Linked DNA regions of Homo sapiens: all the other regions are linked to region 2. Evidence: chromatin loops called from intact Hi-C (ENCODE). Cell type or tissue: PC-9. All regions are shown on one strand. Each heading gives the region's core, and the rest is flanking DNA. Links, peaks and the distances in the headings are about the cores only.

What was found. Peaks named below come from ENCODE experiments on the same cell type or tissue, not always from the same donor. Only the 100,000 strongest peaks of a DNase experiment are listed, where the experiment ranks them.
Region 1: a loop joins it to region 2, with 5 times the contacts of the local background. A loop is called at or near these places in 20 of 110 quality-filtered maps.
Region 3: a loop joins it to region 2, with 5 times the contacts of the local background. A loop is called at or near these places in 72 of 110 quality-filtered maps.
Region 4: a loop joins it to region 2, with 5 times the contacts of the local background. A loop is called at or near these places in 22 of 110 quality-filtered maps.
Region 5: it touches region 2 in a loop (5-fold over the local background); 78 of 110 quality-filtered maps call a loop at or near these places.

The regions. Positions count from the first base shown.
Region 1 is chr3:57,096,335-57,102,587 of GRCh38, reverse strand. IL17RD (interleukin 17 receptor D) reads left to right here. Exons shown (of 13, transcript NM_017563.5): 10 at 1-109; 11 at 1,225-1,409; 12 at 4,050-4,992; 13 at 6,083-6,253. The coding sequence ends at 6,195. Among named protein-coding and RNA genes, the nearest start is that of SPATA12, 39 kb to the right of the region's middle. RefSeq lists an enhancer at 4,173-5,372. In PC-9, for the core only: a CTCF peak has its summit at 2,316 (motif pointing left); DNase peaks (open chromatin) are centred at 2,317 and 3,487; H3K27ac peaks cover 1,734 bases.
Region 2 is chr3:57,003,034-57,009,286 of GRCh38, reverse strand. It overlaps a transcript of ARHGEF3 not described here. Among named protein-coding and RNA genes, the nearest start is that of SPATA12, 55 kb to the left of the region's middle. RefSeq lists enhancers at 1,412-1,706, 2,262-2,793. In PC-9, for the core only: a CTCF peak has its summit at 2,301; DNase peaks (open chromatin) are centred at 1,596, 2,086 and 2,696; H3K4me3 peaks cover 1,914 bases; H3K27ac peaks cover 3,267 bases.
Region 3 is chr3:57,064,907-57,071,159 of GRCh38, reverse strand. All of the region lies in intron 1 of SPATA12 (spermatogenesis associated 12), which reads right to left. It also overlaps a transcript of ARHGEF3 not described here. Among named protein-coding and RNA genes, the nearest start is that of SPATA12, 7.4 kb to the right of the region's middle. RefSeq lists an enhancer at 2,071-2,450. In PC-9, for the core only: no CTCF peak of the experiment used is centred there; DNase peaks (open chromatin) are centred at 2,519 and 5,389; H3K4me3 peaks cover 615 bases; H3K27ac peaks cover 4,849 bases.
Region 4 is chr3:57,167,150-57,173,402 of GRCh38, reverse strand. It overlaps a transcript of IL17RD not described here. Among named protein-coding and RNA genes, the nearest start is that of IL17RD, 4.9 kb to the right of the region's middle. In PC-9, for the core only: CTCF peaks have their summits at 2,884 and 3,085 (motif pointing left); a DNase peak (open chromatin) is centred at 3,052; H3K4me3 peaks cover 820 bases.
Region 5 is chr3:57,080,582-57,086,834 of GRCh38, reverse strand. No RefSeq gene overlaps it. Among named protein-coding and RNA genes, the nearest start is that of SPATA12, 23 kb to the right of the region's middle. In PC-9, for the core only: no CTCF peak of the experiment used is centred there; DNase peaks (open chromatin) are centred at 2,994 and 3,384; H3K27ac peaks cover 2,803 bases.

The DNA of each region.
Region 1 (6,253 bases), core at 366-5,365, 93 kb before region 2:
CACTCCCCGTGGGCCGGGCCCATCAGAGCCGTGGCCATCACAGTGCCACTGGTAGTCATATCGGCATTCGCGACGCTCTTCACTGTGATGTGCCGCAAGAAGCAACAAGGTATCTCTTTGTGTGCTGTGTCTCCCCACAACAAGGGGCAGGCCAGGGGGTGCTGCCAAGAGAAAGAGAGACTGGGAGTACCTGGGTCCTCCAGGATGGCGCCTGGGAAGCCTCATAGCTCCTACTATTCAGTTCCCAGAATTAAAATATTTGGCTTTTAACCTCAGGAGCCACTAAAAAAAACAGGTATCATTATATATCTGTTTCTTGGGACAGGGTCTCGCTCTGTTGCCCAGGCTAGAGTGCAGTGGCACAGTCATAGCTCACTGCAGGCTCGACTTCCCAGGCTTAGGCCATCCTCCCACTTCAGCCCCCTGAGGTAGCTGGGGACTACAGGCATGCACCACCATGCCTGGCTAATTTTAAAAAAAAATTTTTTTTGTAGTCATGGGGTCTCACTATGTTGCCTAGGCTGGTCTTGAACTCCTAAGCTCAAGCATTCCTCCTGCCTCAGCCTCCCTCTCATGCTGGGATTACAGGCATGAGACACTGCATCTGGCCCATAATTCTATTTTCAATGATAGGAGAGTAAATTCAGGGTCATAAAGGAAGCCTGAAGTATAAGTAAGGATATAGGTAGGGCTTGGTCATTTACAAAAGTCACCATGAGACAGCCTTCTGAGGAGTTGGAAATGATCCATAGCTTGGTCTGGGTGAGGATTACACAGTTATATACTTCCATAAAAATTCACTGAGATGTACACTTAAGATTTATGTACTTTACTTTTGTAAATTTTACATCGATAAAAACTTTTAAAAAAAATCAGCTCTGCCTGTGCTTAATTGGTCTACTAGGTGCACTTGGCTGCAAGAGCCAGTTCTGGGCACTCTGCTAACTAAGGTAGCGCTCTGCTAACCAGGGTGACCCCTGCAGCATTTCTTAGTTTATCCAAGATCAATTTCAGGTAAAGAACAATTTTTGACCATTCGTTGCTCCACTGCGGAAATCAGCTGTCCCATTCCAAGTGATGATCAGAGGGGGCTGATGGAGTTGGGGAATGGGACTGCTCTAGGTAGACGTGTTCTTTCTTGAAGATAGCACTGGGTTTCAATTCTTAGGAAATAGAACAAAGCGTTGCTTGCAAGTATCAACCTTATCTTCTTTTCCAATTTAGAAAATATATATTCACATTTAGATGAAGAGAGCTCTGAGTCTTCCACATACACTGCAGCACTCCCAAGAGAGAGGCTCCGGCCGCGGCCGAAGGTCTTTCTCTGCTATTCCAGTAAAGATGGCCAGAATCACATGAATGTCGTCCAGTGTTTCGCCTACTTCCTCCAGGACTTCTGTGGCTGTGAGGTGCGGAATCTAAAGTTCCTTCTCCTACCCTGGCCAGGACACTTGCCCTGTACTCTCTCCCCGCTGCCTTCTCCTCTCTTCTGGGCCTCCTGTGGTGACACCTGCCCTTGACTAGTGCCACAGCTTTCAAACTGGGGATAGTCTCGCACTCTTTTTTCAGTCTGTCTTACCCATCACCAGCACTAAATATTTCATAATACTTAGTTCTAACTCTGACAAACTCCTGCTCTAAAGCTTTGAGTGGCACCCACCTGGCAGGAAGTTTTGTAAGCATTAAGAAGACCAGTAGCTTCCGTGGAAACATGCAATTGGAGTTGAGGGGTGTCACTCATGACATCCTAGTGAGCATGTTCAGGACAGAAGCCCCACTTGGAGAGTCAAAGAGAGAGTGGCAAGTAAAGCAGTGAGTTCGCACAATTGTTTGGAGGAGTTCTGCTGAGAAGGGGAATGAAGGACGGGGCTGCCATTAGAGGGGATCTTGAGGTCCAGGGAGAAGTGATAAACGAAGGGCTCTGTGAAGCTGTTTGACCATTGACTGGTGGAATCATAGACAGGGAGAAACTCATGATGCAGGAGACGGCACTGGCCAGAGAGAACAGGGAGGTAGGAAGGGAGCACTCCCAGAAAACAATATTTTGTCAAGCACTGAAATGATCTGCTCTGGTTTCTTAGCTGTTCTCTTGAGTTATTAATATCTTATTAATATGCTTTTCTATAATGTCAGAATGTACATTTTTAGAGTGAAGTCTGAAACTCTCATGCAAGACATACCCTGTTTCTTGAAAATGCAAGAACTGTACAATAACTGTGTGATTGGAAGTTGTTTTTGCTTTGAAACTGCCCATTGGCATGTTTTTCAGAATCTCTCCATGTGGTGAGGCTGCCCCCTAGTGTCAACATAACATACTACGCTAGCCTAGTTTCCCTCTGCATGAAAGCGTGAGGTTGGTGGATCAGCACGTGCTGAAAAATAACTACACTCTAGCCAATGGCACACAGTTTTCAGATACCACGGGCAACCAAGTTTGCTCTACTTCACAAGTATTTAGCCTCTGGGGAAAACGCTCTTCCAGTTATTAGTGTAATAGTTATTGTAGAAAATTTGGAACTAGAAAAGGATGATAAATAAAACATTGTCTGGAATCCCAAACTGATTAAGGAAAATCTTAGAAAGAGGAACTCATATTTCATGTGTGGTTTATTTCCTTCCAGTCTTTTTCCATATAGGTGAACTCACACGTACAGTTTTGCCTTTGGGGCTGATTGAAATGATTTTTTGCAGTCTCTTAATAATTTTTTACACTATTAGTAGTTATATGTCAACTGCAATTTTAAATAGCTACATGATCCTCCATATTGATTTGCCATAACTGAGTTAATACAAATATTAAACATCTCAGTGGTTCAATATTGTCCCATTTGTGATGATTTCCCAAGAAAGATGCCTGGAAATGGAATTGCTGGGTCAAAGATAGAAACATTTAAAAAATGCTTGGTATATACTCCCACTGAGCTTTTAGCATGTGTAATGTTAACAAGAATTAAGGAAAGTATAAGACAATTCAGGGTTATTTTCAGCAAGTGGATGGATGTTGGGGCTTTTTCCCCATTGGTAACATCTTAGAGCAGAAGAGGAGAACAAAGTCGTTTCAGAATGCCCTTCCCTGTAAGATAGTGTGGCTGCTGTGTTTCGTCATAGCCATTGGGAATTAATAACTACAGAAGGAAAGACATCAACACAATAACCAAGAGATGTTTCTGGTAGAATTAGGTAAAAGTGGTCTGAGAAGGTGAAGTCCTCTAAGGGGCCACACATGTCTGATTTTTCTCTCCTTTGTCAGCCACGCCCACAGTCTCTCTACCAGACCGCCTTTGGGGGTAAAGCTTTGTCAATTACCAGCCTTGTAGAGATGTAGCCTTGTATACCTGTGTGAAGCCATAGAGGAAGGTGCTAGCCAGTCCTGAGTGAGTTACTCAGAATGACCATGTTAATGCAGTTCACTAGCCTCCTCTCCAGCCATGGACCAACTAGTAAACAACATAGGTGAGCCTGAGGCTATGAGAGTGTCGAGATAGGTCCCCTTTGTCAGTCACTGTCTGGATGTGAGTCACCTATAATTGTGGGTGACTGGCATCCAGGCCTGAGCCCCATCTCCCAGCTCACTTTGGAGTCACTCATCCACATCCTCCTCTCAGAGCCTGCCAGCCTTCTCTCCAGAATCTGCCCCTCCAATCTAGGCACCTCACTCACCAGATCAACCAACCTCAGTTTCTCTGTCCTGTGCTCTCTACCACCTGTTGCTTCCTTGAGGATATCCTATGTAGGGTGTGACTTGGGCAAGGTGCCAAAAGCACTGCGCTTCTGTCCCCTCACTTGTAGGGCAGGAGTGGTAATGACTCCATGTGATACAAAAATGGATGGATGGCAAGTTTTTGCAGAGGGACTAGGGTGTGACCATCACCCACGGAACTTTAGCTGTTCCTTGGTATGGTGTAACCTGGAGCCTGCACATAGCTGTGCTAATAAGGGTTAAGGGGCAGATGAGATGGCCTCCTTCTGACATTTCCCTTCCTGTTACTCACTTCCCGAGCCTCTTCCCGAGCCTTCTGTATGGGTGAGGTGCCTTGTTCTCTTTCCAGGTGGCTCTGGACCTGTGGGAAGACTTCAGCCTCTGTAGAGAAGGGCAGAGAGAATGGGTCATCCAGAAGATCCACGAGTCCCAGTTCATCATTGTGGTTTGTTCCAAAGGTATGAAGTACTTTGTGGACAAGAAGAACTACAAACACAAAGGAGGTGGCCGAGGCTCGGGGAAAGGAGAGCTCTTCCTGGTGGCGGTGTCAGCCATTGCCGAAAAGCTCCGCCAGGCCAAGCAGAGTTCGTCCGCGGCGCTCAGCAAGTTTATCGCCGTCTACTTTGATTATTCCTGCGAGGGAGACGTCCCCGGTATCCTAGACCTGAGTACCAAGTACAGACTCATGGACAATCTTCCTCAGCTCTGTTCCCACTTGCACTCCCGAGACCACGGCCTCCAGGAGCCGGGGCAGCACACGCGACAGGGCAGCAGAAGGAACTACTTCCGGAGCAAGTCAGGCCGGTCCCTATACGTCGCCATTTGCAACATGCACCAGTTTATTGACGAGGAGCCCGACTGGTTCGAAAAGCAGTTCGTTCCCTTCCATCCTCCTCCACTGCGCTACCGGGAGCCAGTCTTGGAGAAATTTGATTCGGGCTTGGTTTTAAATGATGTCATGTGCAAACCAGGGCCTGAGAGTGACTTCTGCCTAAAGGTAGAGGCGGCTGTTCTTGGGGCAACCGGACCAGCCGACTCCCAGCACGAGAGTCAGCATGGGGGCCTGGACCAAGACGGGGAGGCCCGGCCTGCCCTTGACGGTAGCGCCGCCCTGCAACCCCTGCTGCACACGGTGAAAGCCGGCAGCCCCTCGGACATGCCGCGGGACTCAGGCATCTATGACTCGTCTGTGCCCTCATCCGAGCTGTCTCTGCCACTGATGGAAGGACTCTCGACGGACCAGACAGAAACGTCTTCCCTGACGGAGAGCGTGTCCTCCTCTTCAGGCCTGGGTAAGGTGCCTTTGGGGCCGGGTCCTAACAGGCCGCAGCCTTTGACCATGCTTCTGAAATCAGTCAAAGCGTTTTTCCACTTTTGGTGCCAACTTATTGGGCAATGAAACCTGATGAGAACACAGCTCGTTTGGTAGTCTTGATTTATACCAGGTGATGGGAGTACTCACATGTTTGAGTTGCAGAAATACTAATGCTAAATTATAGTGAGCTGCCCAGACCCTGCAAGGGGTGTTGTGCCACATACAGACTATGCACTGTATCACTTTTCTAAACTCCAAAAACATCAGACACGAAAACACATTGGGCCCCAAGGGTCTTGGGTAACAGTTTGTGGATGCGTCTTTTTTAGACCTGTAATGTTCACACCCCCCGCCCCCATTGTCTTTAAAGCTACATTCATTGAGTCTGGGATTCATGGGTACAGTATTCTTTCTATCCTTCAGCATAGGGTCCCAGGTATGAGGGCTCTCTAGGAAGGCCTACTTCTGCAGGGAGCATCAGGTAGATGCCATCTCAGGCTGTCCCTTACCATGTCTGTAACTAGTTGGAGTCATGCATACAAACCCTTGACTTTTTTTTTTTTTTTTTGAGATGGAGTCTCACCCTGTCGCCCAGGCTGCAATGGCATGATCTCAGCTCACTGCAACCTCTGCCTCCTGGGTTCAAGCGATTCTTCTGCCCAGCCTCCCGAATAGCTGGGATTACAAGCATGCGCCACCATGCCCAGCTAAATTTTTGTATCTTTAGTAGAGATTGGGTTTCACCATGTTGGCCAGGCTGGTCTCAAACTCCTGACCTCAAGTGATCCCTCAACCTCGGCCTCCCAAAGTGCTGGGATTACAGGCGTGAGCCACTGCGCCCGGCCTAAACGCTTGACTTTTAAGAAATATCTCTTCCTTCCTCAACTAAGGGAACTAGAACCTGTTAGGAGGATGAGAGTGCCCCATCTTGAGTTGGTTGGGATTCTTGCCTCGTTTATACAGAGCCCATAGTCCAAACCCAGATCCAGTCACATTCTGCCATGAGCACCTGCCCAGCCCAGTGAAATGCAATGACAGTGTGACTCTGTACTCTCTTCTCTCCTTAGGTGAGGAGGAACCTCCTGCCCTTCCTTCCAAGCTCCTCTCTTCTGGGTCATGCAAAGCAGATCTTGGTTGCCGCAGCTACACTGATGAACTCCACGCGGTCGCCCCTTTGTAACAAAACGAAAGAGTCTAAGCATTGCCACTTTAGCTGCTGCCTCCCTCTGATTCCCCAG
Region 2 (6,253 bases), core at 415-5,414:
AGATTTTTTGGTACTATTTTTTTTAAATAAAAAATTTTGATTTCATAGTTCATTCTTGAGCGTTCAGCTGAAATGAAAAGTGAAAAAGTTTAAGCAATATGTTAAAGGGCAGGGGTGGGGAGGAGCCGGACCTCAGAATGGGAGCCTCAAACTTGAGGCTCACAGGGCCAGCCCATCATGAAAATGAGAGCAATGGCTTGGGCCATGCATTCTGTTTCCCAGGAACTCATGGCCCATCCTGGTTCCTGCCTCCTGTTGAGAATGCTAGCCCATGGGGCCAGATCTGCCAATTTCCCAAGATCATGTAGAAATTGGAATCTTAATGTAAAACTTCCCAATTCTCATGAGAGCCATCTGGACTTTGAAATGTTGGCAATTCATTGAAAAAAATTCTTTTAAATATATTTTTGAGCTGGAATTGAAAATCCACCAGCTTGCAAGGGACTTGAGAGATGCTGTGCTTGTGCCCCTAGGGTTTACAGATGCGGAAACAGAGGTCCAGAGAAAAATGACAGGGCCTGGTACAGTGACTCATGCCTGTAATCCCAGCACTTTGGGAGGCTGAGGTGGGTGGATCAGATGAGGCCAGGAGTTCAAGACCGGCCTGGCCAACATGGAGAAACCCCGTCTCTACTAAACATAACAAAAATTAGCTGGGTGTAATTGCCTATAATCCCAGCTACTTGGGAGGCTGAGGCAGGAGAATTGCTTGAACCTGGGAGACAGAAGTTGCTGTGAGCCAAGATCACGCTACTGCGCTCCAGCCTGGGTAACAGAGTGAGTCTCTGTCTCAAAAAAAAAAAAGGCTTGTCCGTGGAATCCAGCTCTCTGGAGCTCCCACTGCAGATCTATTTCTTCCAATTCCATCCAGACAGTGTGTTTCTGTTTGGCAAGCGGGCTGTTACGTGGAGTTTTATTGCAGGTAAAGGGGTCATCCAAACTGCTCTGTGGAGCTAGCAGAGTGACCACAGGAGCCCCAGGAAGCGTGAGCGTGGTCTTCATTCTCGGTTGAGCCAAAAAGGCTCACACGTTTCCAGACAAGGCTATTCTTGGCAGGGCCACCTCCTAGGGATTAATCATACTGAAAAGCTCACAGATTTAATTTTGCTGAAGTTTGATCTGTTCTAGGAAAGTACATGTAGCGTGGCTCAACAGAGAATTTTCTGCCCAAGGATCTACACGGTTAATATATTTTGGAGATCTCAGCAGAGCACAAAGCAGGCTAGAAAAATTCTCGTGGTGTTAGGCCAATCCAGCTTTGTCCTCTGGCCAGGAAAGTCCAGACTGCCCCTGGACCATGGCACAAACCCAAGGTGCCCAGCTAAGCAGCCCTGCCGGGAAAAGGTGATGAGAAACTTGCCTTTGCTAAAATAGTTGAGCTGCCAAATGATAGCCTGACCTAGGGGCTCAGAAATGAATGTTTCCTGTTATGCAGGAGGAGAGGGGCAGGGTTTGATTCTTGTGTTCTCATGTGCTTGCTCACTCTGCTCGTAATAAGGAGAGAAGTTTTATTTTTGCAAGCTATTGCAGCGTGAGCCCTAAACACCAAAGCCAGTCTCTTGAAGAAAACTGATCAGGATCCAGGAGCAGTTGTCAGGCCCCTGGAGGGTGACTCATGAGCAGCAGAGTTCCCGGAACTCACCCGTCCCTGGTCGGCTAGGAAGAGGCTGAGTGTGGTGGTAAATGTGGAGGGGCGGGCGCAACACTGCAGGCATGGCCTCTGTTTTTGAAAAACATTGTGTGTTCGGGTCAAAGCATCCATCCCCTGTGAGCAACCCAATTTTAAAAATAGGAGGTTCTGCAGAAAACCAAGATGCCTGCCTGTTTTCACCTGGAAGACCAAATTCTCACTTTCCAAGCCTGATTTTGGAATAAACAAAATCAATTCCAGCTCAGCCTCAGCAGAAGGCACGTGCAGTGGTGACTGTTTCATGGCTGTCTTTCCTTCAGGGCTGTTGGAGGTGTTTCTGGAACCAGCGCAATCAATGGCAGGAACAACTGGTTTTTCAGGCTATTGAGAAAGTCTGATTTATGTGGCTGAAGTATGGTGTTATTGACCCCCCCACCTTCGACTCCTAAGATTCCAGAACAAACTGAGAATTCATGTGAGTCAGCACCTTATTTATTAATTCTTTATGGATGAATAACATAAAAACAAAAGTGCACAAGTAACTGTACACCTTGCTGGGTTTCACATGCTGAGCACACCTTAATAGTCAGCACCCAGAGTGAGGAGCACAGTGTGACCATCGCCCCAGGAGCGCCCCCTGTGGCCCCTCCACGGGCAGAACCAGCAGCCCAAATTCTCACCGTGTGTCAGTGGAATATCACTTGGATGTTGGGTCAGGAGTTTTGGGCTTAAAGATCCCTAAGCAGGGTTGTGCCATCCAGCTTTGGGAAAACTCAGCCAGGGAGGGTTGTTCTCTGAATGTCAGGAGGGAGACTCCTGTGGCGCTTAGGGCCCAAGGGAGATGCTGGTTCATTGGTTCTGATGGAGATGGATTTCCAGGCGGGCATGAGAAAGTGTGACCGTGTTTGGGGGGGTGTCGAGAGCAGGCAGCACATTGAACGAGTGACTGTGTTGGTGATGTTGTGTGTGTCACTGATACACGAGCATTTTCTTAAAGGCCGGATTATTTAGGACCTATGAAAAGCTACGATCTGCCTGTTGGGGGTGGGTGGGGTGAGATTCTGAACTGGAGCCAGAGAGAAATGCCATGTGTCTTTACTGATAGAAATCTGATCACCCCGGATGCTGCCTGTCAGCATGTGGGCTCTGGGGAGCTGTTTTCCTAACGGCTTGGAAGAAGCTTGTGGACAGTGGAGATCGGAGCGGGGAGCTCCGCCTAATGAGTTCCTTGTCTGTTGGCTGAAGGTGTGGGGTTTCTTTGAGGGAAGCCATTAGCCACTTTGATGGCTTGTTTGAAAACAACTGAAATCTATCTTGTCGGTGTAGTGGTTCTCCAGATACCTCACGCTGGTCATTGGCATCGACAGCTGGGAGCTCCCCTGGCAGGTGTGGCAGAACTTGGCTTCTCAGTGATTTGCTCTCACGTTACTTTAATGCATGACTGGGATGGTTTCTATATATACACTTGCTTTATGTGGCTCCAGGGAACAGGGAACATGGCAGATCCTATTAAAAGTGGTTCCTGGTTATCCAATATTCATTCAACATTGATTAAGCCACCAACTGTGTGCCAGGTGCTAGGGATAGCTTTATTTACAGTTATGGGGCCATCAGGCTTTATGTGGGTGCAGTGTTACAGGTAAGTTAATTATAGGCTTGAAGGCTGTATGTTGTCATATGCGTTTGTCACTTCTAATAGGTGCTCATCATATCCTAACAAGAAATAATATTGATTTATCCCAGAGGAGATCGCATACGTAAAAAACTTTGAACACTAGAAAGCGTTTGGCAAATCTGAGGGGTATTTTTGTTCCAGGGCATGTAACCTTCCCTTTCTATGCTGAGTTATGGTACAGAAGGGAGGCCCTCTGCCGGGTGCCCAGCAAACATTATTCTCTGCTTTTTACATATTAGAGAACGGAGCTTTATGGAAGTGATGCCGTCACTCCTTCAAGGACCCAGTTTACAGCTCCAGGTCCTGACCCTCAGCGCCAGACATGGATGAGTGAGGTCTATAGACAGAGATGGCAGGAACCCCTCCCGATAGGGAGCAGGATGGGCAGGCTGTCACAGCAACTGAAATGCTAGGCTTGTTTAGAGGACTTCCAGTGAGTCTGTGATTCATGTTGAGATTGCCCCGTTGCACAAAAAAATCCAGTTCTCATTGGCAACACTCCTTTCTCCCTTGTTTGATTTGACTGTGTGGCAGTGGGGACAGGTGGCACTGAGATGGGTTGCCACAGACATTTCTACTGTTGAGTTTGCCTCCCTGGGCTCTCATTCTGCTCCACTACTTACTAACTGTGGTTCGTGGGCAAGCTACTTTATGCTCTGTGCCTCAATTTCCTCATCTGTAAAAGGGGATAAATGTTAGTACCTAGGATGTAGTATTATGGTAAGTATTATGATAAGATTAAGTACTCAATAAATGCTGTCATTTCTTTTAGCTATTCCTGGACGTTCCCATTCCCATCTCTCAAATCTCTCAAATTCTGAAGCTGTTGTTCACCTAGGAGGTGCCTAGTAGAATCATTGTAGCTTATAATTTTGGCCTTATAGTCTACATTTTAGCAAGGGCTGAGATCCCTTGCAGATTCTAAGAAAGCATCTATAAAGAGGAAGACTTTCCTTTTTTGTACCTCCATTTATTTCAGGGATTACAGAGCTATATATATATATATATATTTATTTATTTTTAAAATGGAGTCTTGCTCTGTCACTCAGGCTGGACTGCAGTGGCACAATCTCAGCTCACTGCAGCCTCAAACTCCTGGGCTCAAGTGATCCACCTGTCTCAGCCTCCTGAGTAGCTGGGACTACAGGTGTATAGCACCATGCCTGGCTAATTTTTAGAACGGAGACAGGGTCTCACTATGTTGCCTAGGCTGGTCTTGAACTCCTTGCCTCAAGCAATCCTCCCGCCTCAGCCTTCCAAAGTGCTGGATTACAGGCATGAGCCACTGCGCCGGCTGCATAAACTATTATTGTCTAGGCATGTAATGAAATCTCAGTTTGCTTGGACAAGCTGGGGTAAGACTCTGTGACATGTTGTTTAAGATCAGTGCATGCTGGGGCCAGTTTACTTGAAAGGGGATCTGTAGATTGAAGATGCTGCTGCCTCTCTTACATGAGAATAATCTGCTTATGTGCCTGGCCTTGGCCAGACAGAAAGGAAATGTCGGGCATCAGCTGTCTGAAGGTGCGGTGAGGAACTGAAGAGAACAGAAGGAAAACCTGGCTGGTAAATGCAGACGAGCCACTGAAGGATTCCAGGAAGGAAGCCCCGAGGGTGTTGCTGTCTCCCTTGCCAGCTTTTTATCTCTTGCAAATGTGGACACGTTATCAGGGCGGATCTATTAGAAAATGAATCCACTGAAACATCTGCAAATAAGTGGCTCCAGACTGTCATTATCTCCCTGGGTTTTGTAACCAGTTGTGGCTGACGAGGACATTCTGCTGGGAAGGTCAGGGTCCTGTGTGTGTGGACCGAACACCTTCCCTCAGGTTCGCACAGCACCTCACTGGGCACGGCTGGGGCCCATATTCCATCCAGTCTTTAGGAGCAGGTGGTAGCTTCTCTGCCTCCCTCTGGATGAATGAGCTCCTTGAGGGCAAGGACTGGGGTCAGGGTCATTGACTGTGGTAGTTTCCAGTGGCTGCTGTAACAAATTACCACAAATCTGGCAATTTCAAACAACACACATTGATCATTTTACAGTTCTGGAGATCAGAAGTCTCCATGCAGTCTCACTGGGCTGGAGTCCAGATGCCAGCAGGCTTGGCTCCTTCTGGAGGCCATAGGGAAGGATCGGTTTCCTGGCTTTTCCAGCTTCTAGAGGCAGCCTGCATTCCTTGGCTCCTGGCCCCTTCCTGGCATGACTCTGACCTCTGCTTCCATGATCACATCTCCTACTACTGCTCGGACCTTCTTGCTTCCCTGTCAGAGGGTCCCTTTTGACCACATTGGGCCCACCTGGAGAATCCACGATACACCCCATCTCAAGATCCTTAACATAATCAGATCTGCAAAATGCCTTCTGCCATGTAAGGTAAAAAAGTCTTAGGTTTTGGGAATTAGGATGGGGACATCTTTTGGGGGCCATTATTCAGCCCACCACATGGACTCATACCCTGTAGTGCTAAGCTCACAGCCTTGGGTGCCAGCCTGCCTGGAGTCAGGTCCTAGCTCAGTCACTCATGAGCTTGGTGATATTGGCAAGTTATTTAACTTTTTTTTTTTTTTTTTTTTTTTTTTGAGACGGCGTCTCGCTTCGTTGCCAGGCTGGAGAGCAGCGGTGCGATCTCAGCTCCCTGAAACCTCCACCTCCCGGGTTCAAGCGATTCTCCTGCCTTAGCCTCCCGAGTAGCTGGGACTACAGGAGTGCGCCGCCACACCCAGGTAATTTTTGTGTTTTAGTAGAGACAGGGTTTCACCATGTTGGCCAAGATGGTCTCAATCTCTTGACCTCGTGATCCGCCCGCCTCTGCCTCCCAAAGAGCTGGGATTATAAGCGTGAGCCACTGCGCCCGGCCTTTAATTTCTTTTTAAGGAGCTTCCTCATCTAATATGGGGATAGAAATAGAACTTCCTGGGCACAGTGGCTCACGCCTGTAATCCCAGCA
Region 3 (6,253 bases), core at 631-5,630, 62 kb before region 2:
AAGCATTTATTTCTGCATTCTCAATTCTAGTCCATTCATCTATATGTCTATCCTTATGCCAGTATTGCTGTCTATACTGTCTTGACTACTATAGCTTTGTAGTAAGTTTTGAAATCAGGAAGTATGAATCCTCCAACTTTGTCCTTCTTTTTCTTTTTTCTTTCTTTCTTTCTTTTTTTTTTTTTTTTGTGACAGAGTCTTGCTCTGTCACCCAGGCTGAAGTGCAGTGGCATGATCACTGCTCACTGTAGCCTCGACCTCCTGGGCTCAAGCAATCCTCCCACCTCAGCCTCCCAAGTAGCTGGGACTACAGATGTGTGCAACCATACCCAGCTAATTTTTAATTTTTATTTATTTATTTTTGGTAGAGACTGGGTCTGGCTGTGTTACCCAGGCTGGTCTCAAACTCCTGGGCTCAAGTAGTCCTCCCACCTTGGCCTGCCAAAGTGCTGGGATTATAGGTGTTAGCCACTGTGCCCAGCCTGACCTTCTTTTTCTAGATTATTTTGGCTGTTCTGGATCTCCCTATGAATTTTAGGATCAGCTTGTTAGTTTCTGCAAAAAGAGACCTGAGATTTTGACAGGGGTTACATTGACTCTGTAGATCACTTGGGGAGTTTTGCCATCTTAACAATATTAACTGTGGAACCTAAATTCCTTTTTGCTGGTGGCACTGCTCACTCAGCTTCCCTAGTCATTGAGTCTGCTGAGTAGGCACTCTGAGACCCATCCATCAAACTGCACAGACAAAACTCCAGCGATGTAAATGTCTCTTTCCTTTTTGAAGAAAGTAACACAGTATACTGTAGTGTCTAATTTAAGGCTTGGGTAAGACATTTAACTCCTGAATTTGTGAAATGGGAGTGCATCTGGCACCTGGACACACATATGACAGATCTGGCTTTCCTTCATGCTAAGGATGGGATGGAGATCTCTAAGATACTCCCATAACCCCTTGCTTCATGCCTGGAGAAGTGTGGTGGGAACTGGGAGACCCCACAGCCCTGGAGGCACCAGGTGGTGATAGGAGAATTGAAGCCAGGCTCCATTTTATCTTGTTTTATCTGTTGGGCAAAGGGGTACAATTTCATTTGAGGAAAGAGTTCTGCTGCTAAAACAATCTTAGCCCCTCACCCCCAATTCACTCACATCATAGTTTGAAGAATGGAATAAAAATAAAAAGGGAGTAATATCACATATTAAAAGTTTAGTTTAGGCCAGGCGCAGTGGCTCATGCCTGTAATCCCAGCACTTTGGGAGGTTGAAGTGGGAGCATTGCCTCAGGCTAGGAGTTTGAGACCCGCCTGGGCAGCAAAGCGAGACTCTATTTCTATAAAACAATTAAAAATTAGTTGGGTGTGACGGCACATGTCTGTAGTCCCACATACTTGGAAGGCTAAGGTGGGAGGATAGCTTGAGCCCCGTTGTTTGACGCTGCAATGAGCTGTGCTCACACTAATGCACTCCAGCTTGGCGACAGAGCAAGACCCTGTCTCAAAAGAAAAAAAAAAGCTTAGTTTACACCCTGACATGTACTTATGTGTTCCAGATGTAATGCTTTGGCACAGCACAAATACATGATTTTATTTTCAAGAAAGAAATAATAAAAAATGGAGTGCCTATATTTGTATCACTTGGAACCTTGTTTTCTAAACTTAAAGAACAACCTGGGAAACTACATTTGAAACTTCAAATCCATTCATACCTCAACTCATCTGGGGTGAGGAGCTCTCATTTTAAACAAACAATGTGTGTGTGTGTGTGTGTGTGTGTGTGTGTGTGTTTGAGAGACAGAGATTAGAGTTATTTATTGCAGTTGTTTCAAAAAAGCAATTTAAAAAAGCATGAATTTGGACTGTGTTTTTAGTTTGTTTCTGGGAGAAGAGAAACTTACATGCAATAGAATATATGTTTTGAGGTCTTCAAAATCTCAGATCTAGGCCAGGCGTGGTGGCTCACGCCTGTAATCCTAGCACTTTGGGAGGCTGAGGCAAGTGGATCACGAGGTCAGGAGTTCAAGACCAGCCTGGCCAAGATGGTGAAACCCCGTCTCTGCTAAAAATACAAAAATTATCCAGACGTGGTGGTGAGTGCCTGTAATCCCAGTTACTAGAGAGAGGCTGAGGCAGAGAATTGCTTGAACCTGGGAGGCAGAGGTTACGGTGAGCCAAGATCACGTCATAGCACTCCAGCTTGGGTGATACAGCGAGACTCGGTCTCAGAAAAAAAAAAAAAAAAAATCAGATCTTTTGCCTTAGCAGATTCCCTTATTTAAGTTGTTGGAACCGGCAGTTCATAGGGATTTTGTTTCCATCCTTTAGTGAGGGGGGTGTGTGCGTGTGTGTGCACATGGAAAGTTAGGGGAAAAACACAATGATATAACCTAACCCCAAAACAAGGAAGCACGTTACACAGTTGAGGTTTGGCGCTTCAGTTCCTGCCCAGTCTCAGAAGGTACAGCTTGGCTGACCTTGTGTGACCTATCTCTATGACACATCTCCCAAGGGGGTGGGGAGGACTGTTTCTCTCCAGCATGGCTTTAGTTTTATAAAAGCCCTGTGCAGTCTTGCAAACTCAAATGGTTTTCTTAACAAATCACTCACATTTCATGTGTTCTGGGCTGGGCAGGGCCTCGCTAATCCTTGGCCAGCTTTGTGAGTCAGAAATTATTTAAATGATTGCCTGAGTCCTTTTGAGGCGAGAGAATTGGCAAGTTAATTTAGGGAGGTGCAATGACTCTTAAACAGCACTGCAGTGAGTGGCAGCATTGATAAATGTGTTAGAAGCTCTATTTTATTGTGATAATAAATGCTAATGAAGAAAATGAACGTATTACCTTTTAGAGTGAGATAAGAATGATGATGCTACCAAATTTTATTAAGCATTTATTGTGTGGTGGAGTATGGTGGCTTCTCCCATGTTTTTGACTGTGACCTATTGTAAAACATAGACTGCAACCTGGTAACCTGGTGTGTGTGTGTGTGTGTGTGTATGTGTGTGTGCGCGCATATCTGAATTATTTGGTGAAACAATAGTTACCCTATGCGTGTCTAGTGTCCTCTGGGCTCAAGTGATCCTCTTGCCTTGGCCTCCAGAGTAACTGGGACTACAGGTGCATGCCACCACACCGGCTAATTTTTTGTTGTTGTTTGTTTGTTTTTGTTTTTTTTGAGACGGAGTCTTGCTCTGTCGCCCAGGCTGGAGTGCAGTGGTGTGATCTTGGCTCACTGCAAGCTCTGCCTCCCAGGTTCACGCCATTCTCCTACCTCAGCCTTCTGAGTAGCTGGGACCACAGGAGCCCGCCACTTTGCCTGGCTAATTTTTTTGTTTTGTTTTTTTTTTTTAGTAGAGACGGGGTTTCACCGTGTTAGCCAATGGTCTCGATCTCCTGACCTCATGATCCGCCCGCCTCGGCCTCTCAAAGTGCTGGGATTACAGGCATGAGCCACCGTGCCTGGTCTCACGCCGGCTAATTTTTTAAATTTTTTGTAGAGACTGGGTCTCTCTGTATTACCCAGGCTGGTCTCAAACTCCTGGCCTCATGTGATTTTCTGGCCTCAGCCTCCCAGTGTGCTGGGATTACAGGTGTGAGCCACTGCACCCACCCTAAAGTTGCATTTGAAAACAAATATATCTACTATGATAGCTTTGATCAGTATATAGACAAATATTATTATTATTATTATTATTATTATTATTATTATTTTGAGACAGAGTCTTGCTGTCACCCAGGCTGGAGTGCAGTGGCGCAATCTTGGCTCACTATAAGCTCTGCCTCCTGGGTTCACGCCATTCTCCCGCCTCAGCCTCCCGAGTAACTGGGAGTACAGGCGCCCGCCACCACGCCCGGCTAATTTTGTTTTTGTATTTTTAGAAGAGACAGGGTTTCACCGTGTTAGCCAGGATAGTCTCGATCTCCTGACCTTGTGATCCACCCGCCTTGGCCTCCCAAAGTACTGGGATTACAGGCGTGAGCCACCGCGCCTGGCCGACAAATGTTATTCTTTCTGGGTTGCCATATTTTGTGGTTTTTAAAAAATATATTTTTATTCATTTATCTGGTGACTTGAAATTTCATGCAAGTACAGGTCCTTACAGACAATTTCTATTGGAAAATCACTTATTTTGGGTGTGTATTAGGGTTTGGAGAGAAACAGAACCAACAGGATGTGTGTCAATCAATCGCTCATCTATCTATTGAGAGGTTGATTTTTAGGAATTGGCTCATGTGATTGTGGAGGCCAGGTGAGTCAAAAATCAGCAAGGTAGACTGGCAGGCCGGAGACCCAGGGAAGAGTTGCAGTGAGCCCAAAGGCTCTCTGGGTAGAATTCTTCCTGCTCTGGGAGGTCGGTCTTTTTCTATTAAGGCTTATAGCTGATTGGATAAAGCCCACCACATCATGGAGAATAATCTGCTTTACTCTAAGTCCACTGATTTAAATGTTAATCTCATCTAAAAAATACCTTCACAGAAATGTCTAGAATGTTTGACCAAATAGCTGGTTACCATGGTCTAGCCAAGTTGACACATAAAATTAATCATCACAGTGGGTAAAATACTGTTTGAGGTTGTTCAGAAGAAAGGAAAAAGGCAAAAGCCTGGGCGCGGTGGCTCACGCCAATAGTCCCAGCACTTTGGGAGGCCGAGGCGGATGGATCACTTGAGGTCAGGAGTTCAAGACCAGCCTAGCCAACATGGTGAAACCCCGTCTCTACTAAAAATACAAAAATTAAGCCAGGCATGGTGGCGGGTGCCTGCAATCCCAGCTACTTGGGAGGCTGAGGCAGGTGAATCGCTTGAACCTGGGAGGCGGAGGTTGCGGTGAGCCAAGATCATGCCACTGTACCTGGGTGACAGAGTCAGACTCTGTTTCAGAAAAAAAAAAAAAGAAAGAAAGGAAAAGTGTAATGGTTGGAAGTGGAAGTGTGCTGTTGGTACAGATAGGAGAACATTTCGGAAAGAATTCCCTCCCCTTTGATTGACTGCAAAATAAGTCCCTCCCTTGTTCTCTTGCAATTACAGGTGGACCAGATGGGTGGGCAGATTGGCAGTGGGGGTGCAGAGTTTCTTGTTCTGATTGAAAGGATTTTTTCTTACATTTTAGGGTTTTTTTTTTTTGTTTTGGAGACAGAGTCTCACTGTGTTGCCCTCCTGGCCTCAAGTGATCCTCCTGCCTCAGCCTCCTGAGTAGCTGGGATTACAGATGTGAATTACTGTGCCCAGCTCTTAGATTTCATTTTAAGACTGAAGACCTGAGAGTTCATGGGCCTAAGTAAAAGGTGCCATTTATCTGCAACAAATTGGTGCATGCTCCGTAGATCTAGCTGTAGGGGGCTGTGTGTGCTAATGCAGCATTTGTGACTCAGCCGTAATGAGGATGACCTTGCCTCTCCTGTTCCGCAGGCTACCACCTAGCTGTGGTGGGTCACTGGCCACAGAAACTGTAGGTATCTGGGGCTGCCTGGGTGGGAACTCAGCCTGTATGAGAACATGGTATTTGGAAGACATTAAACATTTATTATAGCTTTTATTTTTATTGAGGTATAATTAACATACCACAAAATTGACCCTTTTCAAGTACCCAGTCTGTTTTTTAGCACATGCATACGGTAGTGCAGATATCACCACTAGTTCCAGAATATTTATCATCCTAAAATACAGTTTTTCTTTTGCAAGTAATTTCTTTTTTTTTTGTTTTGTGATGGAGTCCTGCTCTGTTGCCCAGGCTGGAGTGCAGTGACATAATCTCAGCTTACTGCAACCTCTGCCTCCTGGGCTCAAGTGATTCTCCTGCCTCATCCTCCTTAGTAGCTGGGACTACAGGTGCACACCATCACACCCGGCTAATTTTGTATTTTTCGTAGAGATAGGGTTTCACCATGTTGGCCAGGCTGGTGTCGAACTCCTGACCTCAAGTTATCTGCCCGCCTCGGCCTCCCGAAGTGCTGGGATTACAGGCGTGAGGCGTGAGCCACTGCGCCCGGCCTTTTGCAAGTAATTTCAACATTTAAGACCATGGCCTACTGGATTGGTCCCATCAGCAAATAAACATGCAGTTATTTCTCCCAACTTAAAAACAGCAGAACCCTCTCTCCACCCTACTTCTCCCTACAGTTATACACCCATTTCTCTTCAGTTTAGAGCAAAACTTTTTGAAATAATTTTCTGGACTTACTAATTTTTTGCCTTCTATTGTGTCTCAAAAAATTGTGATAAAACACACATAACGTAAAATTTACTGTGTTGACTATT
Region 4 (6,253 bases), core at 490-5,489, 160 kb before region 2:
ATTATGTATTCATTTATATCACAAGTCATATCATTTAGATTCATGATGGTATCAGAGAAAACAAAAAACAATTCATCTAGGTGAAGGGAGAGCTAAACATTATAGGTGTGATAATTCACAGAGTAAAATGGCTAAGAGTTGCCACGGTTGCTCCAGGTTGTTTATCAACCACATCTCATTTGAGTGGTTCAGTGGAACCTCTTTCCTCTTGATATATGTGACCTATCTTCGATCCTTGTGGATGTCAATTACCCAGTTTAAGTCCTAACCTGCTAATATAGCATATCTATTTTCCACTTTTAGAGGAGCCATAAAAAGTTGATTCTGTTTTAAAATTTCAAACAAACAGAAAAAAGGCATTTGGAGGAAACAGAAGAGACCTTCAATAAAACTATTTCCTCAGAGAGATAAGAGAAAGAATTACTTCTTTAAGCAAGAACAAGATGCTCAGCAAAAGGGACAACAACTAAATAAGAAAGAGCTTCTGTTGGATAGTAAGAAATATAGGCCAGGCACAGTGGCTCAAGCCTGTAATCCCAGCACTTTAGAAGGCTGAGGCAGGAGGATTGCTTGAGCCCAGGAGTTTGAGATCAGCCTGGGCATCATGGAAAAGCCCTGTCTATGGATTTTTTTTTTTTAAATTAGCCCGGCATGGGACTAACAATCAAGGAAATGCAAATCAAAACCACAATGTGATACCACCTCACTCCTGCAAGAATGGCCATAATCAAAAAATAATAGTTGTTGGCATGGATGTGGTGAAAAGGGAATACTTCTACACTGCTGGTGGGAATGTAAACTAGTACAACCACTATGGAAAATAATGTGGAGATTCCTTAAAGAACTAAAAGTAGAACTACCATTTGATCCAGCAATCCCACTACTGTGTATCTACCCAGAGGAAAAGAAGTCATTATACGAAAAAGATACTTGCACATACATGTAAACATACATATATAAACATGTATGTTTATAGCAGCACAATTTACAATTGCAAAAATACAGAACCAGCCCAAATGCCCATCAATCAATGAGTGGATAAAGAAACTATGGTATATATATATATATATATATATATATATATATATATATATATATGATGGAATACTACTCAGCCATAGAAGGTATGAATTCGGTTGTGCACAGTGGCTCACACCTGTAATCCCAGAACTTTGGGAGGCCAAGGCGGGCAGATCACCTGAGGCCAGGAGTTCAAGACCAGCCTGGCCAAAATGGTGAAACCACATCTCTACTAAAAATACAAAAAAAATTAGCTGGGCATGGCGGCAGGCGCCTGTAATCTCAGCTATTTGGCAGGCTGAGGCAGGAGAATTGCTTGAACCTGGGGGGCAGAGATTGCAGTGAGCCAAGATCGCACCATTACACTCCAGCCTGGGTGACAAGAGTGAGACTCCGTCTCCAAAAAAAAAAAAAAAAAAAAAAAAAAAACCTGTCAAGGTCACCAAATACAATGGAAGTCTGAAAAATTGTCATAGCCAAGAGGAACCTGAGACATGACAACTAACTGTAACATGATACCCTGGCTGGGATCCTGGATAGAATAAGGATATTAAGTAAAAACTAAGGAAATTTGAATAAAGTTTGGACTTTAATGATAATGTATCAGCCTCAGTTCATTAATTGTGCCTTACTAATGTAATATGTTAATAACTAAAGAAACTCTGGTTTCTTTTGTATAAGAACTCCTGTACCGTCATCTCAGTTTTTCTGTAAATCTATAATTATTCTTTTAAAAGTCTATTAAAAATAAGACAGAAATTTACAAAATAAAAATAACCTCAAAAGATGACAAGAAAATGTTTCTGCAGTTTGTTTCATTCGCATTATTTGGAGCTTTAGTAGGGTTGGATGTTTTCCTAGGGTTTTTAATGAGTCTTGGATTCATTCAAGACATTAAAACTCAGAATTTCAGTAAAGATGGTGATCATTCATTCATTCACTCAACAGTATTTATCAAATGCTGGCTAAATGCCAGGAAATACCCTGTGCTCAGCACTTGGAATACAGGAATCTTTTCAAAATATAGCCCCACTTCTGCCCTTAAAGTAATCCTAAGAAGCTGTTAGCTACTTTTAGGTTCAAACCAGGACATAAAGTACTGCCTGGCTGCCCCTGTAGGCCTCACCAGCTCACCTTGCACCATTCCGCCACACCTGACTGCTCTCCAACCACATTAGCCTCTTTCAGCTCCTTGAAGTTGCCACATTCCCTACTGCCCCAGGGCCTTTGCACATGCTATTCCTTCTGCCCAGAACAGTTCTCCTCTCTCTGCTCCCCTCCCCTTTGCCCAGGTAACTCTTATATTTGGAATCTTAGCTCAGGGATCCCTTCTTCAAAAACAACTCATCTACTAGTAATTCCTCCCTAGTCATAGGGCTATTTGAGTAATGCCAGTGTCCTCCATGGAATGTTTGTTTGCAGGTTAATGACAACTATGACAGTGCCCTGTTGTTCACTCTGATCCCCACTCCTGGCATAATGTCTGATATGGTGCAGAGATTCCATTGATACTTGTTAAATGAATTAATTAATGAATGGAAAACAGGATATGGTCCTTAGCCTTCCAGTATAGTGCGGATCCAAGCCAGGATGTTATCTCCTGAAGATTAGACGTGGCCATTTCCCCAGGTCTTAACTGAATTGCAAATAAGAGCTGGCCCTGGCTGCATCAACTCCTGGTCCACTACCTGCAGTAACATTCACTCAGGCTCTAAGTCATTTGCTTACTTCAGGTTCGGAAAAAAAACAAAAAACAAACAAACAAAAAAAACCCGAGGTCTGCATCCCCGTCATTCCAGTATTGCCATCTGAGAAAACTGACATCCAGAGAGATGGAGTTGCCCAAAGCCACATGGTTACTGAAAGGACCCATTTGATCCGTTTTCTTACGACCCCCTGGACTCTACTTCCCCTAAAGCTTAGCACCAGCTCTGAATAACAGCAGAGTACTCCCACCTGCCCTGGCGGCTTTGATCTAGAAAGACTTGTTGTGCGGTCGCAGTGCAGGGTAGTCTGGGGCGGCGGTCTCCGACCTGGACTGCGCGCGCCCCCTCGCGGTTACCTTGGAGACTAGACATCCGCTCTTCTTTTCCTCCGGGAAAAGAAACGGGAAGTGGCCGTGGGCCGGTGAATTCCGTGTAGTGGCCAAGGTACGCACCGCTCCAGAACTATGGGGTGGGCGTCCTGGGATTTCTGGGCGCAGGGTTGGGTCCGCCGCCCCAGGTTTTCTGTTGTCCGCCGCCCTGGGTCTCTGGGCTGTGCAGGAGGCGCCAAGGCTGGGTTTAGGAAGGCCATGTTTTTGGCGTCCTAGACAGGAAGAGTCTGGAGGAATCAGCTGAGTCTGGGGCCTTTCGTCCCAGGCAAGGCGGTCCCAGGCCAGGCGATCGGGGTCCGGTTTGAACCCCAGCTCTGTGACCGCGAGCAGACTTCCCCTCGCTGAGCATCAGCTTCCCCATCTGTGCAGTGGGGATGATGACGCCTACCCCATTGGAGCCAAGACTGCCAGGTAGCCTGATTGACATCCAGGCAGTCTTGTGGGGTCTCAGGGACTAAGGGCTTGCAGGTGGGTACCAGTTCTCCACATACTGCTCCCTCCAAAGCCTGGGAAACCTTGCACCCTCAGCCCTCTGGGAGACTGGGGTCAGGGGTACAGTGACACTCTTTACCTTTAATGTCTTTATTAATACAGAAAACATACACTAATTTCTCACAATACCAAAATAAATTAGAATTTGGGCCGACTGCTTCTAACACTGTTCATTAAAATAGTATTTAGTTATTCCCTGCTCAAAATGATTCATGATACAAATTACTTCCACCATCACTTTATCTTTTTTTATGTTTCACGGGATAATTTGACCCCTAACAAAATCCAATCCTTGCGTTAAGGATTTTTCTTATCTGGCTAGGTTATAATTAGAGTGGGAAAATATATTTACATTTCATCAACAGCTTATTTTAAGGTGATTTTATCTGTTTAATTCTCAGCTTTGTTCCAAAGAGGGGGAGGTGGTGACAGTCTCTTGCCCACTGAAGCGTGCCAGACAGAGTGCTAGGCATGGGGGCAGAGGTGAATCAGATGACAGCCACCTCTCACCACGAGGAGTGGCTGAAAGTGTGACTGGACTACAGGCAATCCTGGCCTTGGCAGGTGAGACCAAGTGTTGTATTGAGGGAGGGTTTCCCTAGCTCATCTTCTGGTCACCTCCACAGCTGAGCTCCACTGTGGCCTGGAGGAAACTGTGATCCATGAAAGGCATGTGGGGCCTGGTCCCCTCATTTTAGCTCAGCTTCCAGGACAGAGAGGTCCACTCCCTGCAGCCTTACAGCTATTCTGAAGGGTTGGGATAAAAAGAGGAGATGGAGACTGGGAGCGGCGGCTCACGCCTTTAATCCCAGCATTTTGGAAGTCCGAGGTGGGTGGATCACCTGGCATCAGGAGTTCCAGACCAGCCTGGCCAACATGGTGAAACCCCACCTCTACTAAAAATATGAAAAATTAGCCAGGCATGGTGGCAGGCACCTGTTATCCCAGCTGCTTGGGAAGCTGAAGCAGGAGAATCGCTTGAACCTGGGAGGTGGAGGTTGCAATTAGCCGAGACCATGGCATTGCACTCCAACCTGGGCAACAAGGGCAAAACTCCGTCTCAAACAAACAAACAAACAACAACAAAAACAACAACAACACAAAAAAACCAGAAAGGAGGAGATGGGAGAATCAATGGGAAAGACCAGAATACAGAGAATGTTGCCAAATGCCAATTTACAACCTTAATTTCCTGACCAGATTTGACCCTTTGGTGTCTGTGGCTCTCCTGCCACTCACATACATGCTGGTGGCCTTCCTAGAAAGGAAATAGGAGGGCCTCCCCATCCCTGGTCCTGAGGGATGTCATTCTAGGCATGTTTTAGACTGGACGCTTAAGGCTTTTCCTTCTTGTGCCCTCCACATGGCTTCAGGAAAGCTTGTGCTCTCTCTGAACCCTGCAGCATGTTTTCAGAGGCTGTCGGTTGCCAGATTCTGCAGTGAGCTGTGGATGGGAGGGAATTCAATAGTGGGTGGGTGTGCAGACAGAAAGGGAGCAGGAGTGGGGCTCTGCCTTCCCTGTCATGCAATCATATGGTGACATGAGTAAAACCCAGGGAGAAACAGTTTTCTCTAACCAATGTTCTCCTTGAGGTTCTCTTTCTCTTGTAAGTGCTAAGTACTGCTCCTTTTCCTGGAGTCCAATTCCTGAAAGAGGACAAATGGGCCAGGAGTGGTGGCTCACGTCTGTAATCCTAGCACTTTGTGAGGCTGAGGCAGGCAGATTACCTGAGGTTAGGAGTTCGAGACCAGCCTGACCAACATGGTGAAACCACGTCTCTACTAAAAATACAAAAAATTAGCTGGGTGCAGTGTTGCGCGCCTGTAATCCCAGCTACTCGGGAGGCTGAGGCAGGAGAATCGCTTGAACCTGGGAAGCGGAGGTTGCAGTGAGCCAAGATTGCATCACTCACTCTAGCCTGGGTGACAGGGTGAGACTTCGTCTCAAAGAAAAAAAAAGAGAAAGAATACAAATGGCCAACAAATACATAGGAACATGATCTACCTCATTCGCAACCAGAGAAGCCAATTAAGATGGTGATAATACCATAATGAACAGTTTGACAATTTTAAATGTGCATAATCCAGCAATTCTGATTCTAGAAATGTATAAAATCATTGAATCAATGTGTCAAGGTAAGTGTGTTAGGGTATTTTTGAATCACTGATTCTAACAGATGTCCCTTAGCATGGGGTTGTTTAATAAGTTATAAAGCATGTATAGGCTGGAATGTCACATAGATTAAGGAGCTGGTCGCCTCATTGTTTCCTCCCTGTTTCACCAAAACCCATATGGTCCTGGCCTCATCTCAGCCCCTGGCACCCCTGACTCTCATGGCCAAACGCTGGACATCCTTGCTGTGGGGGCTGAGAACAACCCAGGGACAGTACCAAGAATGTGAGGGAGGGTAGGGAGGCACTGAACCAGCAGCTCCTCCAAAGGAGTGATGTGCTTCCTGAGGTCTATTCACAGAAGGCTACTCCAGAACAGCCTTCTGTGGATCCTAGCTATTCTGGTGTCTGAAGAGGGTATGGTAAACCTCACTGGGTCTGGCTGAATTCCTGAATTCCAGGCAGTGAGGTAAAAAAAAAAAAAATTCTGCCCAGCATCTGGGTCTTGAGGTGGATGCTGTTGTTTGGGGAACC
Region 5 (6,253 bases), core at 404-5,403, 78 kb before region 2:
AATAGTAGCTATTAATTATATAATGGAAGAGCAGGTCTTGGGCTTTTTGGGGGCCATATCGGGATGGGTGGGAGACAGTTCCATGCCCACAAGGAACTTTAGGCCAAGTGCTTTGTCAGGTGATAAGTTGTATCATTTCTATCCCCTAAAAGAAAAGGGTGGGTCCATGCCTGGCTGTTGCAGAGGTGAGGGTTGAAGAGGAACTTAATTTGGCAAAATTAAGACATTAGCTCTGGGGTTCCCAATAGCTGACCACACATAGCCTGTGACAGTTGACTGTGCACCTTGAGATCTGCTGATGTTCCATTCCCCAGACTCCTTTTTTCCTGGTTGCCATTTAATCCTGATAGAGATACATTTTTCTGGACTTGCTGCTGTAAGGTCTCTGTGCCAGGCAGATGACCACTCTCCACTCTGAATGTGAACAAAGGCAGGGGTTGTTTCTCAAACCATCAGCACAAGGTCAGGGCAATTTCCCAAGTTTTAGAAATTAGTGGAGGGAGGTGGGAGGAGATCAAATAACAGTCTTCCAGAATGAGATGGCTCTGCCTGGTCTTTTTCACTCTTGCTGGTCAGAGACATTCTGGGGAGTGGGCAGACATCAGCCTCAAAACAAACCATAGACTTCCTACCAGGTTGGGCAAGGCCAGGCCAGAGGAAACTTGTAGAAAAGAAAGGCAGGAGCATGCCTGGCAGCTGAATGCAAATACAGTCAGGTCCTGCCTTTGGTTCTGTATCTCTGGAGGTAGATATGCTTCAGTATCTTGCACACCTGTGTATAATTGTGTGTTATTATTCATGAGATGAAAATTAGCATTGTGATTAAAGTTGAGGCAGGCTTTGGTCTGAGGCATCTTGAACTTAGATCTCAGTTTGCCATTTTCTGTGTTTCCCTAAGCAGGTGCCTTGCCCTGTTTAGGACTTATTTTCTCCATCTAGAAAACAGTTAATAATAGGGCCAGGCACAGTGGCTCATACCTGTAACCCCAGCACTTTGGGAGGCCGAGGTGGGCGGATCACCTGAGGTCAGGAGTTCGAGACCAGCCTGGCCAACATGTTGAAACCCCGTCTCTACTAAAAATACAAAAATCAGCTGGGCATGGTGGCATGTGCCTGTAGTCTCAGCGACTCAGGAGGCTGAGGTGGGAGGATCACTTGAGCCTGGGAAGTGGAGGTTGCAGTGAGCCGAGATCGCACCACTGCACTCCAGCCTGGGCGACAGAGCAAAACTCTGTCTCAAAACAACAAAACAAAACAAAAAAACAGTTAATAATTCAGTACCTAATGGGTCTATTTTGAGGCTGGGTGAAATTCTGGGCACAAAGGATGGCACGCAGAAAGCCCCTGTTCCTATAGGGATGAGTCATGGGGGCAGGTTAGGAGGTGTACAGTTACGAAATGGGATTTCTCCTGAATGTCTCCCTTGGCCCTGGCCTGGGTAGCTGATGGCGTAGCTAACTGAAATGGAATCCCTGCCTCCTGGAGGTCTCAGTTCCACAGGGCAGCTGGGAATGGTCTTCAAGGGAGATGGGTACTTGATCAGATGTCACTTTCTGCTGAAAACCACTAGTGGCCCTGGAAGTGAATACCGAATCTCTTATGTGATGCCTTGCTGACTTCTCCTCTCTGTGTCCCTTCTTTCTCTGATCATACCAGACTGTTGAAATTCCTCACTCCTGTGTTCCTGCCCCGGGTTCTTTGCATGTGCTGTTTCTTCTACCTGAATCACCCTTTCTCAGTCTCCATCCCTCCTTTGCAATGAGACCTTCCCTGTCTACTGTCCACCTCTAGTCTAGGTCCTGACATGTGTCTTCAGGAACCTCTTGCTCACTAGAATGTTGCTTCATGAGGGGAGGCCGTATCCCTTGCGGAGGCCTTCCATCTGGACTGGACTCTTGTTTTACTGCTTTAACCAGCTTGCACCCCACCCTACCACTGAGTAGTCACTGGGGCAAGTCACCTCATCTCCCTGGTTCTCAGTTTCCTCATCAGTCAGACGAAGGTAAAAAAATGTACCTGCCTCATGGGGTTGTTGTGAGGATAAAGCAGGGGATGGGAGGGGATAGCCCGCTCAGTGCCTGGCACATGACAAGTGCTCAAAAACATTACTATCTGTTTTAGCTGTCATCAAGATAGGGAATAATAGTGTTTTTTTCTTTTCTTTCTTTATTATTTTTATTATTTATTTAACAGGGTCTCACTGTGTCACCCCAAGCTGCAGATCCACTCACTACAGCCTCAACCTCCCAGGCTCAAGCGATCCTCCCACTTTAGCCTCCTGAGTAGCTGGGACTATAGGCCTGCGCCACCATGCCCCACTGATTTTTGTGTTTTTTTGTAGAGATGGGGTTTCACCATGTTGCCCAGGCTGGTCTTGAACTCCTGGGCTCAAGCAATCTACCTGCTTTGGCCTCTCAAAGCGCTAGGATTACAGGCATGAGCCATGTGCCCGGCTGAGAAATAACAGTTATTAGTAAATTTAAAAGGCTCCCTAGAAGAGAAAACTGCATCTGTGCCTCACTTTGCAAATTGGAACATGGCTCCCATCCATTTACCATGATCCCAGAGTGGAGAACGACTGGGCTGTTTTATGTATTTCCCCCACAAGGCTCTGTTATCTCAAGGTTTTACACCCTGTGGTTCCTGTCCTCAGACTGGATAATAGCTTGCTATAGACACAGGTTTGGTTAGCGACACGAGCCGTATCAGAATTACCAATGTGTGTTGGATGCCTGCTACTATGCCATGCATTGCATAGTGCCTGAGCTCCCCTCAGCCTCCCAAAGGGACTTTGGAGCCCATGTCCCACCTCAGGACAGGGCTCAAGTTGTATTTGAACTCAGGTATTTCCCACTCCACAGCCTCTCTCTGTCTTCCCACTCCCCAGCTCAGCCTTGCTCCTCAGGTTTTCTAACCCAGATTATGAAAGCAGAAAGGACTTGCTTCCAAAGAAGGCTTTTAGTAGCACTTGAAGAGCATTGCTTAGGCCTGAACAATAAGACTGACACCCAGGCCAGGCGCAGTGACTCACACCTGTAATCCCAGCACTTTGGAAGGCCGAGGCGGGCGGATCACGAGGTCAGGAGTGTGAAACCAGCCTGACCAACATGGTGAAACCCCGTCTCTACTGAAAATACAAAAATTAGCCGGGTGTGGTGGCGTGGGCCTGTAATCCCAGCTACTCAGTAGGCTGAGGCAGGAGAATCACTTGAGCCCGGGAGGCAGAGGCTGCAGTGAGCCGAGATCGCGCCATTGCACTGCAGCCTGGGTGATACAGTGAGACTCTTGTCTCAAAAAAAAAAAAAAGACCGATACCCAGACACATCACCATCCCCTGGGTGAAGACTGCAACCGGACACGGCACACCTTTCAAATGCCAAAAAGTGGGGGAGGGGGAGCATCTATACAGTGCATTGCTACAGGCAGAGAGTTAAATGTCTCTTCCAGTAATTCCACTTCTGGGGTTTTATCTTTAGTAAGTAACTAAAAATGCGTGCTTACATTTGTTGTGCAAAGATTTTTGAGGCTGGATATGGTGGCTCATGCCTATAATCCCAGCACTTTGGGAGGCTGAGGCGGGTAGATTGCTTGAGTTTAGGAGTTGGTGACCAGCTTTGGCAACATAGTGAGAACCTGTCTCTACAAAAAAATACAAAAATTAGCTGGGTATGGTGGTGCACGCCTGTAGTCCCAGCTACTTGGGAGACTGAGGTGAGAGGATCACTTGAGCCTGGGAGGTCAAGGTTGTACTGAGCTGAGATTGTGCCACTGCACTCCAGCCTGGGCAAGACACCGAGACCCTGCCTCAAAAAAAAAAAAAAAAAAAAAAAAAAAAAAAAAAAAAAAAAGATTTTCAGGCCGGAAGTGGTGGCTCACACCTGTAATCCCCGCTTTGGGAGGCCAAGGTGGGTGGATCACTTGAGGCCAGGAGTTTGAGACCAGCCTGGCCAACATGGCAAAACCCCATTTCTAATTAAAAAAAAAAATTAGCTGGGCATGGTGGTGGGTGCCTGTGATTCCAGCTACTCGGGAAGCTGAGGCACGAGAATCACTTGAACCTGGGAGGTGAAGGTTGCAGTGAGATCACATCACTGTATTCCAGCCTGCGCAACAGAGTGAGGTTCTGCCTCAAAAAACAAACAAACAAAAAATTCATTACTAAGCATTATCCTGATAACGAGAAATGAGGAACAAACCAAGTACCAGTCGGAATTGATTATAAGAGGGCACATGCATACAATGGACCAAATGGCCTTTAGCAATCATGTTGTGGGAGAATATTTCACGACAAAGGAAAGCATTCACAATATGTTAAATGAAAAATAAAGGACACAGATTAACAGTGGTTACTGCTGGATGGTGTGATTGTGGGTGGGTTTTCTTATTCTTTGTACCTCTGCTATTTTCTATATTGCTTTACAGTGAGTAGTGTTACATAAGCAGAGGGTTTTAAATGTAAGGTTACACACAACAGACACTCAGCAAGTGTTCAAGGTACCCAGTGGTTACTAGGTGGCTGGGGCCAGTCATCTCAGAGTCCCACCCTTGACCCTGGTTGTGCCTTCTCCTGCGGCTGCTTTCCCTGAAGGTGCTACCCAGCCCCTTGCCCTGGCCCCTCTCCATTGCTTTTCTGCCTGGTGTCAGTCACAGCTCATCCTTTGCCCATCCAGGTGGGGGTTTCTTGCAGAAACCCTGGCTTCCCCAATTGATGATTTTGTTAAGTAACTGCCCTGATCCCACCCTAGCCTGATTTTTTTTTTTTTTTTTTTTTTGAGATAAGGTTTCTCTGTTAGCCCGGGTTGGAGTACAGTGGTGTGATCATGGCTTACTGCAACCCCAAACTGGGTTCAAACAATCCTCCTGCCTCAGCCTCCTGAGTAGCTGGGACTACAGAAACACACCACCACGCCGAGCTAATTTTTAAATTTTTGGTAGAGACAGGGATCTCACTTTGTTGCCCAGGCTGGTCTTAAACTCCTGGCTTCAAGTGATCCTCCCACTTTGGCCTCCCAAAGTGCTGGGATTACAGGTGTGAGCCACCGTACATGGCCTTCTCATCCTGTCTTGTAGTTTGGGGAGAGGGAACTGAACTTAAGAACGGGCCCTTATGAATAAACTGACTATTTCAAGGAGAAGAGATGACTGACCATCAGAGGCTTCTGGAGTCTTCACCAGTTTCCAAACTTTGTGGATAGACATCCACATTTCCTGCCTATCTTCTCTCTCACCCCATAAAGGACTGTCTTTGGGTGTATCACCTCTCCCCCCACAGACTCTCAGTCTGAGTCTAGGAACGAAGTCCTCCCCAACCCTAAGCCCACCTCAGGGCCAAGCACAGCATGGATAGGAGAGGGTGGGAGAGCTGCACATAGAAACCTTGTGGGTTAAATTGCTGTGTTGCTAATCTAAATATCCTACTTGCAGATGTGTCCTGCTTTCCGGAAATCCTGAATTATAAAACAGAGGAAGTCAAGGCATTTGCCTTTAGTAATAATAAAAAGGCACATTGCCTTTGGCTGTATATAGGAGACTCACTTGCCACATCATCTTTCACTCAGCAGCCAGTGTGATGTCTTCAAACTGTAGCTCACATCCCATCATGTCTCTGTCTGAACCTTTCGGTGGACAAGGTCTAATGTCTCACTTTGTCCATCAAGGCCCCTCCAGCCTCTTTCTCCCCTTACCTCCCCCGTCCATGGACTTCCAGCAGTGTGACCTGTGCTCTGCCTGGGCCAGTACTTCTTCCAGGTGTCTGTCACCACATCCTGATCCCTTGCTGCCTGGTGAGGGGTCAGTCGACTATCTCCCTCATCAGCTCATAAGCTCCATAAGGTCAGGGATAGTGTCTATCTTGGTATCCAGTCACTACTGTCCCCAGAGCCTAGCACAGTGTGTGGCATGTAGTAGATGCTCAAATAATTGTTAAATTGAATCTCATGCAAAGAAAACTTTTCTCTTTGACAAGCTTGCCTGGGTAGAACACCAGGTGTTGGCTGGCGGATCTGAAGGGACTGCTGGGCTCAGATGAGGGAGCAGGCTCTTCAGAGAGAGGAGAAGCCCTTTGCTTAGTAAATGTAATTACTTGATAAACACGCCTGGTTGTCGTAGGGATCTTCTGCTTTAGGGAGGAAGGAGAATGACAAAAGGGTTCTTGGGGAAAAGGTTGAGGACTAGGGGTCTGGACACAGGAGTTGTCCTTGGAAACGGAGTACTGGAGAGAGTGTGTTCCCTGAATAGGAAACTGGTGGGTCAT